2 separate regions of the Homo sapiens genome follow, and region 2 is linked to region 1. The links are chromatin loops, found by intact Hi-C in ENCODE. Cell type or tissue: Calu3. All regions are shown on one strand. Each heading gives the region's core, and the rest is flanking DNA. Links, peaks and the distances in the headings are about the cores only.

Region 1 (5,389 bases), core at 257-5,256:
AGATCGAGACCATCCTAGCTAACACGGTGAAACCCCGTCTTGACTAAAAATACAAAAAATTAGCCGGGTGTGGTGGCGGGCGCCTGTAGTCCCAGCTACTCGGGAGGCTGAGGCAGGAGAATGGTGTGAACCCAGGAGGCAGAGGTTGCAGTGAGCCAAGATTGTGCCACTGCACTCCAGCCTGGATGACAGAGCGAGAATCCGTCTCAAAAAACAAAACAAAACAAAACAAACAAACAAACAAAACTGAGCCAAAGCATTTCTAAAACTTTGGATGATAATAAGGGATTTAATGTACTAAAAAGCATACAGAAATTTTCTTCCTGTAAGCATGTGCTTTGTGAAAGAATAATGAAAGCAGAAGAATGCGTTAAATGTATTATAGCTGCAGTTATTGGGTTTGACACTTCAGAGAAATCAACCTTCTTGTTAAATGACATGAAAATAGTTTATACTGTCTGACTCCTTGAGACTTGCAAGTCGTTTCTGAATTGTGCATATCTGAATGAATCCAGGGAAAGCTGTGCTTCTGTAGTCAAACCACAGATAATATTCTAGTAGAAGAGCTGAATGAGTAGAGTGATACTACAGATGGATTTCATATAAGAAATCTTTTACAATCCAGCAAGTCAAATTTATTGTTGGAGTCGGAAGATTTGAGGCTTAGCATTTTCTCGTTTTGCCAGTTTTATACAAATAATTCTTCTTGTTTTCCAAATTCTCATGACTGTATGCAGCATGGAATTACAAGTCCATTCCTTTCTCTGGTTCTTTTTAACCTTATCAGACCCAACCCAGATCAATGAACATTCCTCTGATTTCAACTGAATAATTCTGACTTGCTTTGATATCTCACATGGATGACTTTCTTCCCATCTCTCCTATCCCCCGATGGTCCTTCAGCTCATGCCTGTCGTGCCCATTTTTTTGGCCTCACTTCTTTACCTAATCTCAGGAATACTCATTGCTTTTTCTATTTCTTCTATTTTTCTTTGGCCTCTCTTTCCGCTCCCATATTAAATTTCCTCCTTGGCTATAACGCCTGCCTTCTTCTGTTTCCCAAGTCCTATTTACTGGCTCTGTATCCTTAGACTCACTTGTTTCTTAATTCATATCCTCATCTACTAAGGTGCCTAATGGCCACCCACCTAGCATATTTTAGTAAGGCATGTGTGTACAGACAGGTCACCTATTCATTGTTAATAGAATTCAATTTGCAGTTTCCCTGGAAATAAGGCAGTTTCTGATCTTCAAATCACCCAAGTTCTTACTCGTTAGAATGCAAGTTCCTTTGTCACATTAGGAAGGACAGTAATATTTATTTATGAAAAAGTTGAAAAAATACTGTAATAAATGGTGCTGGGTTAATTAATATATTATTAATATGGTCCTATTTTTCTTGAGAAGAAATGTTCTTGAAGATTTGAAATTTCTTATCTGTTTACAAACATTTTCCTGGTGCCATCAGCAGTTTATTCCTCTTTACTGCTTTGTGATAGGGCTTGGTATTCCCAATTTTACAGAGCAGAGATGACAGGTCACTTGACTAAACAAGTGACTTATTTAGAATTTCACAGGAAAGTAATTACAGAGCCCTTAAATTTCCTGTCTCTTACTTCTATGATATAAAACAATTTACTTTGCATTCCTTATTTATATAAATGCCTTAGAGCATTTCCTTTCCTTTAATAAAATCATGAAGACTATCACCTGGTAATGAAATTGTTAGGATGGAAGAGAAATGAACTAGGCACAGTGTACGTGAATTTGATTATTGCCTTTTCAACTGTCTAATAATGGGAGCTGTGGGCTCATAGGCTCTCCTTTTGAATTGTGAAAACTATACTTATTTTATACTACATTGGTGAAGTTCCCTGAAGTCCTTAAAAAACAAACAAGATTTAAAGTGCAAAATGTTATTGTTAAGTTAAAATGACCCTTGTGTGTTTGCAAAGCTCCGCGGGCTTTCTGGGGCTAGTGATCCCCTTGGTGAGCATTGTGGAGTGTGGTGGGAACCAGCCATGTTTTGGTGATTTCTTTTAGATTTCTAAAACTGTTTTTCTGTTGGGTTGAAGTGGGAAAACAGCTTTGGAACTGCTTTTGGTGTTGCTCTGAGTGTGTTTGGGAGTGCATTCCAATAGTTTGTGAGGGGATGTTAGCTGTTCAGGAAAAATAACCCTTACCAAAGGTAATGGTTCCCACTAGCATTTTCAGTAACATGTACCAGATGTGGGTAGTTAATTATTCTCAGATCTGATAAATACCTGCCAGCCAAGCCTAATTTTATTTTCAGTAAACAGTGGCCAAAGGTCCTAGCTGTTCATTTGATAGGATGGGCCTGTTTGCACTTATCTATTAATAAAAGCACAACACTCCTTTAGTTTTCCTTTCCCAGGGCCAGATAAAACATTTTAGACACTCACGTATTTGTCTTAGTAAATCAGACAAAGTAAACAAATCTGGTAGATTAACTTGGTAAATAGAGTGTGGTTAAGTGTTACCTTTGGAGTTGAACTCAGTGCCATATAAATAGCATTAATCGCATGGTATTTTCAATAATCTTTATGGAGTAAAACGGAGGGTTGTTTTTTTCTTTCAACCAACAGGGACTTAAGTATATTTCTTAAGTACTTTCAGATGTTCTTCTGTATGGAGATTTTAAAATCACTTTAAAATGAAATTTATTCTTTTGTCCCATTAGTAACTTGTTGGGAACTTTGTACTAGTTAACATTATGTTTAAAAACCTGGAAACCTCTATAGTTCATCTCAGAAGAAAAATAGGACTACATAGTGGCATGCAAGCTTTGCCAGACAGAGATAATGGCCATCTAGAGGTTACTGATTTGGGTGGAACAGTGAAAATGGGGCCGCTTTTATGGGGAAGACAGTGGCTGGTAGGCAGAAATTCACTTTATTCATATGCATTTTTTTTCCTCTTGGGTAAAGAGTTTTATTAGGGTCAGAAGTACTATTTATTTTTGTGAGGTAAATTCTTGTCTTGTGAGAACTGGCATGAAACAGACTCATTATTTCACACTAGCCAACAAAACAGTATTTTATCAAAGTAACTTCTAGTCAGTCCAAGACTGGACTGGATTTGTACTGGTAACCTGGTGGTGCAGGGCTCTAAGTCTCATGCCAGCTCTTGTCTCCCTCATTAAACTTCCTTTTTTAGTAATGATTAAAAACAACTCTCTTTACTACAATATATTTTCTCATTGGCTTTATACTCGAAGTTGCAAGTACTTTATAAAATTATTTTTAGTTTTGCATGCTGTATAATAATCCATCTAATTTGGTAAGCATAGTACATAAAAGAAATAGCTGAAAGGCTTTAGAGAAAGTTCCCTACTCATACCTCCCCCTTTACAATGATCTCGGCATTAATATCTTATGCTGTAAGAGGGTGGCCTGGCACAGTACCATGAATATTGTGCCCGATACCCAGTGGTAACCTACCAATGATTGTTATGAAAATGATGGTGATGATAGTATAGGGGAGAGAGTGTAAACCAAAAGTTGAGATCTGTATTCTGTTTTCAGCTTCATTTTAATGGCCTACTGGAAGACCAGGTACATTATTTCTGCTCTTTTTTTTTTTTTTTTTTAGTTTCTCCAGCTATACATGAAGAAAAAAGTCCTAGTCCACTAGCCAACCTGACAGGCATGTTGTGAAAACTAATGAAAGTATAAAGTTCTCATAGTCCGAAGCATAAAAGGTGCTGTAACCAATAGGTACAAAATACTAATTATTATTTTTACAGTTCAGCATAGTAAATCTTTGGAGTAAATTTTTTTCATTATATTTACTAGTCTTTCCTTTAAGAATTATTTGCCAAATTTAACTCTTTTTCTCTTTTAATTAGACCCAGAGTATAGTAAAAAAATTGATGGTTTGGCTTTCAGAAAGAGTTATTTTGTTATCTGTACCAAATTTTCAATTAAATATTTTTAGCTGTGAATCAAGTTTCATCTTCAAAAGTGTCTTCAATTTTAAATAATTTGAGAATACTTACCTGGTTAGTAGGCTAAACTAACGTAGTAGGGAAGAGAGTGTAAGAAAAGTGCTGTTGAATTCATCATTCCCATTAGCACCAGTCTGCGGATTCCCAAACATGTATTTCTAGGCTCAGATATTTTTCCTGATCCCCAGACTTATTAATCCAGGAACTAGTCAACTTCTTTACCTGGATGCCCTGTAATGATTTGTAGCACAACATACATAAAACTTAATATTCTGTTCCTGAATTTGCTCTCTCTGTGAATGGAATATCTATCCACCCCATCTCTCAAGCTGAAAAACCCTCACCCCATTTCCTCAACATCTGTAGATTTAACTGTCTTAATACTTTATGCCCCTTATCTCCATCCCACAATTACTACCTTAATTCGGCTTTTGCTCTTCTGTCACCGGGCAGCTGCAATTGTCTTCCTGCCACCAGTCTGGTCTCATTACAGTCTACTCTCGATACCATTTCCAGATTAACCTTTACAAAATGCAAATCATAGAATATTACTGTCTCATTTTAAAAATATTTAGTGGTTTCTTGTGTGCTATAAGACAAAGTTTACACTCTTTATATTGGTTATTGAAATCTTAATAATCTTTACCTTGTTTCTAGTCTTGAATCCTCTTATGACCTCTGTTCTAGTCACACTGAAAGTTTGTGGGTTCCAAAACATGCCATGTTGTTGGACATTCTACATTCTCTCCACCCACTTCTTTAATTGCCAACACTGTTTTATATTTTAAAACCTAATTCCAGTGTGAAGTCTTTTGTAACTCCCTCCTTGTATCCCATCATACCCTGTATATACTTCTTACATAGTTCCTATAAAACCTATAGCACGTATTTTGTGTATATCCTTCCCTTCCTGCTTTATTGTATGAGAGATTATGTCTTGTTTATTTTTGCCTTTCAACGTCCAGCTCAGTGGTTGGTACAGAGGTAGCACTTGGTAGATTGATTAGATAGTGGGTGGAGTAAAATTCTATGACCATATTTTCCTCCTCAAGTTCTACTCCCTTTTCAGTGTTGCATGGAAATGGCTTTTTAAAGTACTCAGATTAAGATTTGATGGGTAGACGAGGTCTTTACTTAATTGGTATGATTGATGGGACAACAGGAATACTCCTGTAACCACTATACCTACCCAAAGATTTCATAGACAGTCTGACATTTCCCCATGAAAAGTCATTTATTAGAGTTCTGATATTCTACTTATTATACTCCCTGCCCTCTTTAGCACTTTATAGGTACAAAGTCCTCCCATAAACATTATCTTATTTAATTTTTAAAACAAGCTTATGAGATGGATTTTATTGTATATACTTTAACTTTATCTCTAAAGCATATACAATATAATTTGCACCCTTAGGCAGATCT
Region 2 (5,389 bases), core at 159-5,158, 76 kb before region 1:
TTGATACGAGAGTGGAGAAAATGGGGCAACTTGAGATGGGATGAATCCAAAGCACAGGGAGAATTAATCTTAGGATGGATACCCTCCAAAGTCAAGGGATGTTATTGGTGATGAGAAAGGCATATTCTGTTAGGATTAATTTCTAATATTGGGGGCTTCTTGAGGGAATAATACTTCTGGGGTTTCCTGAAAGTTCAGAATGGCAGGCATTAAAAGATGCCTGGGGCCAGGCGCGGTGGCTCATGACTGTCATCCCAGCACTTTGGGAGGCCAAGGTGGGTGGATCACCTGAGGTCAGGAGTTCGAGACCAGCCTGACCAACATGATGAAACCTCATCTCTACTAAAAATACAAAATTAGCTGGGTGTGGTGGTGCATGCCTGTAATCTCAGCTACTCGGGAGGCTGAGGCAGGAGAACCACTGGAACCCAGGTGGTGGAGGTTGCAGTGAGCCAAGATTGCACCATTGCACTCCAACCTGGGCAACAAGAGTGAAACGCCATCTCAAAAAAAAAAAAAAGAGAGAGAGAGATGCCTGTGACAGCCCATACTATTTCTGATTCCCTAGGGTCCACTGATCCCCAGAGATTCCATTAATTTGATAATGCTCTTTATTTTGGGTAGCTGGCATATACCAGAATTGGACCCTGAACCTATGGATTAAGTTTGGGTTTGGGGCCTAATTCTAGTCTAATAATCAGAGTAGCAGGGTGTTCTGAGACCCTCTGGAGACTTTTCCCATTGTCAAAGTACCTCTAGCCAGTCTACCTTAATTAGCAAAGATATCATTCCCATTATGATTCATCATGATTGACTGGTCTATATGATGGATTACTGATTGTAGAAAACTCTGGATTATTATAGTATTATGCTTAGAAAACCATTCTGTTCAAATGTTAAAGGGTTGACAACAGCTCACTTTCTTCTGTGGTTTAACGGAAAGAAAGTTCGCTGTGGAACCAGAAAAAAAATCTGGCTCCATCGGTGATTGAGCTATGGGGCCTTGAACATCCTGTGAGGATGTTACAGAGTCATTTACTCTCTGTAACATTACCTGGTAATGCCTAATGTGCATCATGGTTAGAATTGAAGGTCATGTATATGTACCATTACATTGTTGATATTAAATAAATAAGAACTGATAGTATTTTTATTGACTTAAAATAATTATTTTATTGACTTAAAAATAATATTTTTAAATATTTAATTATATAATTATTATATATATAATTATATAATATATTATTTATATAATTATATAATATATTATTTATATAATTATATAATATATTATATATAATTATATAATTTATTATTATATATAATTATATAATTTATTATTATATATAATTATATAATATATTATTATATATAATTATATAATATATTATTATATATAATTATATAATTATTTAAATAAAAATAATAACTATTATTTACTACTCTAGGGCCCTAAGTGAGCACTTATTGTTAGAATTTATTGTTAGAATTCCAGATCAAAATCAAGGATCTCATTTCTCCATGAATCTAAGAGCTATTATTGGTGATGTCTTTGGTATAAGTTTTTGTAAGGACAAAGGTTTTGTTACAGTCCTGGCCCTACTAAAACGTCTTTTATTGACCTGCATGCTATCATAGTAAATAGAGAGAAAAGAGATAAAATTCTAGACTTTTTAAGGTATATGGAAATAAATCAAATTTACTTACTTACTTTTTTACCGTGACCAATTTGGATCGCTGTCATTTTCCATGAATGTGTCTCAGGTTTTTGTTTTTTTAATAGAGAGAGTTAGCTGTTTCAACCTCTCTTTCTTTCGTCTAATAACTCCTCATTTTTTTCTCCCTCTTTTTTCATCTTCTTCCTTTCTTTCAGATTATTGGAAACTTTCTCATGTTGCAGCATTTGCTGCTATCAATTATGCCAGAAAAGCTTTCTGTGTACTAGCAGTGTTATGGGATCGTGTGTGTGTGTGTGTGTGCGCGTGTGTGTGAGACAGAGAGAGAGAGAGAGACAGAGAGAGAGAGGTGGGGGGGAGATTGAGATGGAAAGAGTGGCGGGGGATGAAGGAAGTGGGGGAGAGAAATAAATGGTGTCTGGGGTAATTGTGCTGGTGTTTTTTCCTGCATGAGAGAAGCTTCAGATGTCTGTCTGGCTTTGGCTCAGTTGCTGTATGGGCGTAACTGAAGAAGGAGGTTGGGGTAGAGGAGAAGGCAATTAAAACTTTGAACACCTTAAATGCCCTTCCTAATTAAGTGGTGAGGATGGAAAATGAAATACCTTCTTATGCTTCATTTCTGTTCTCCGTTTAAAAGTCTGTGGAGGGATCAGAGCTCATGTCCTTAGAAAGGACAGAACTTTCAAAATAACAACTCTGAAAAACAAGTTTAAAAAAAATTTCTCATCATTTTCTGCTTTTCATGAACTTTTAATATAAAGCCATCATTATTTTTTTTTCCTGGGCCCCCTTACCTATATCCTCTCCCCACTCTCATTAGTCACTCCAACTTTGAAGCACCCAATTCTCTGGAGTATTAATGGAGACAGTTCAAGTATCTAACTGCTGTTTCCTTTGTTCAAGTTGCTTTTGGTCCTTGCTGGGAAATGCTCTGAAAACTGAACCAGCTACTGAACACAAAGGCTGACGGTGTTGTCCCTCCTGGTAATGTACTGTGTGATTTGTTCCCCTCTCCTGTTCATGACTCATTAGTCTCTAAGTACAGAAAAGGTTGCTCCTCTGGAATAAAAGGAACGGACCCAGCTCGGAGTCCTTTTTCGCCTTTTCCTGTGTTTTATATGGGTGCACTCACAGTTCTCCATCTTCATTAGTGACCCAGCAGGGGGCTGGCACAGGGTTGAGACTAGCTTTTGCTGGTTCCCTGGGGTGTATCAGAGACCTCAGAACTCAATACCCTACTATAAAAATAAAATACTGTGCTTCAAACGACCTTTTGATGGAACAAAGCCATACATCCCAATCTGCCTGGGCCTCTCAAATTGAGACCATGCCAAGTGCCAGATTTGCATTTTGCACATGCCCTCCCACCATCCCCTTTCCCCCTTCCTCTAAATGTGGTTCTTTTGGTAGCCTCAGTGTCAGGTAAATGTTTATGTGTGTGTGAAAACGCAGACTTTGGCAAAAGACCTTTTGTATTTAAATTACACTTCAAGATAGTAGTTTCTTGTAAGAGATGTAGGCAGCAGATATTTGTGGGCTTTTATGCCCTAAATGATATCATTTTAGATTTATATATGTGGGCTTTTATGCCCTAAATTATATTATTTTAGATTTATATATGTGAGCTTTTATGCCCTAAATTATATTATTTTAGATTTATATATAAAGTTTAGGAAAGTAAGCGGAAACTAGAAGTGCTATAAAAAACTGAGTTACATATTAAAAATTCAAGTTATTTTTTCTGGTTTTCCAGAGTGGCCAAATTATTTTCTTATTTAAAACCTAGGCACCCTAGAGCCATGTGTGTGCATGTGAACTCTACTAAAGTGAGACACTGACATGAACATAGAGTCCATCAGACCTTTATATCAAGAGCTTGGAGTACTCAGAGCATCGTATCTCGTTAATCTTCCAGCATTGATGTGCTTTAGCTCTTGGGAACAGATTACTATACTTATTTTAAAGCAACAGGGCAAATAAAAATAGGGATCTTTTGGTATTGAATGACCAGCATAACTTTAGAAAATCCAACTCTCTTATCCTTCATTTTTACATCATAGTTACAGTAACAGGTTAAGATTAGCTTTTAACAGATTGTTCTAAATTTCTTTAGGTTTCAAAACATATTGCTATGACATTTAAGTAATACTTTTAAGACTGTATGAGACTTAGGGCCTTGGTTTGTAGAGAATATTCAGTTATTTAAGAAAAGTTCACTTTGATTCTATAGTAAAATAATGTACAGGTGCAAATGTGTGATGTTATTTTTGGTTTGTACTTCAGGTTTGCAAACATACCCTAATTTTTTACAGAAAGTATATGGTAGACTCTTTATTTTAAAAAATGTTCATAGTCTGGGTCTGTATGATTTTATTTATTTTATTTATTTATTTATTATTATTATTATTATTATACTTTAAGTTTTAGGGTACATGTGCACAACGTGCAGGTTTGTTACATATGTATACATGTGCCATGTTGGTGTGCTGCAACCATTAACTTGTCATTTAGCATTAGGTATATCTCCCAATGCTATCCCTCCCCCCTCCCCCCACCCCACAACAGTCCCCAGAGTGTGATGTTCCCCTTCCTGTGTCCATGTGTTCTCATTGTTCAATTCCCACCTATGAGTGAGAACATGCGGTGTTTGGTTTTTTGTCCTTGTGATAGTTTGCTGAGAATGATGGTTTCCAGCTTCATCCATGTCCCTACAAAGGACATGAACTCATCATTTTTTATGGCTGCATAGTATTCCATGGCGTATATGTGCCACATTTTCTTAATCCAGTCTATCATTGTTGGACATTTGGGTTGGTCCCAAGTCTTTGCTATTGTGAATAGTGCCGCAATAAACATACGTTTGCATGTGTCTTTATAGCAGCATGTTTTATAATCCTTTGGGTATATACCCAGTAATGGGATGGCTGGGTCAAATGGTATTTCTAGTTCTAGATCCCTGAGGAACCACCACACTGACTTCCACAATGGTTGAACTAGTTTACAGTCCCACCAACAGTGTAAAAGTGTTCCTTTTTCTCCATATCCTCTCCAGCACCTGTTGTTTCCTGACTTTTTAATGATCGCCATACTAACTGGTGTGAGATGGTATCTCATTGTGGTTTTGATTTGTATTTCTCTGATGGCCAATGATGATGAGCATTTTTTCATGTGTTTTTTGGCTCCATAAATGTCTTCTTTTGAGAAGTGTCTGTTCATATCCTTCACCCACTTTTTGATGGGGTTATTTTTTTCTTGTAAATTTGTTTGAGTTCATTGTAGATTGTGGATATTAGCCCTTTGTCAGATGAGTAGATTGCAAAAATTGTCTCCCATTCTGTGGGTTGCCTGTTCACTCTGATGGTAGTTTCTTTTGCTGTGCAGAAGCTCTTTAGTTTAATTAGATCCCATTTGTCAATTTTGGCTTTTGTGGCCATTGCTTTTGGTGTGTTAGACATGAAGTCCTTGCCCATGTCTGTGTCCTGAATGGTATTGCCTAGGTTTTCTTCTAGGGTTTTTATGGTTTTAGGTCTAACATGTAAGTCTTTAATCCATCTTGAATTAATTTTTGTATAAGGTGTAAGGAAGGGATCCAGTTTCAGCTTTCTACATATAGCTAGCCAGTTTTCCCAGCACCATTTATTAAATAGGGAATCCTTTCCCCATTGCTTGTTTTTGTCAGGTTTGTCAAAGATCAGATAGTTGTAGATATGTGG

The links. A loop is a pair of places that touch in the nucleus more often than their neighbours do. Peaks named below come from ENCODE experiments on the same cell type or tissue, not always from the same donor. Only the 100,000 strongest peaks of a DNase experiment are listed, where the experiment ranks them.
Region 2: a loop joins it to region 1, with 5 times the contacts of the local background. A loop is called at or near these places in 1 of 110 quality-filtered maps.

The regions. Positions count from the first base shown.
Region 1 is chr14:68,162,577-68,167,965 of GRCh38, forward strand. The region is part of intron 7 of RAD51B (RAD51 paralog B); the gene reads left to right. LOC105370546 (a long non-coding RNA gene) reads right to left here and starts at 4,661. Exons shown (of 4, transcript XR_943976.3): 1 at 4,614-4,661; 2 at 4,386-4,489. In Calu3, for the core only: no CTCF peak of the experiment used is centred there; a DNase peak (open chromatin) is centred at 2,295.
Region 2 is chr14:68,086,630-68,092,018 of GRCh38, forward strand. The region is part of intron 7 of RAD51B (RAD51 paralog B); the gene reads left to right. Among named protein-coding and RNA genes, the nearest start is that of RAD51B, 270 kb to the left of the region's middle. RefSeq lists an enhancer at 1-179. In Calu3, for the core only: no CTCF peak of the experiment used is centred there; a DNase peak (open chromatin) is centred at 2,752.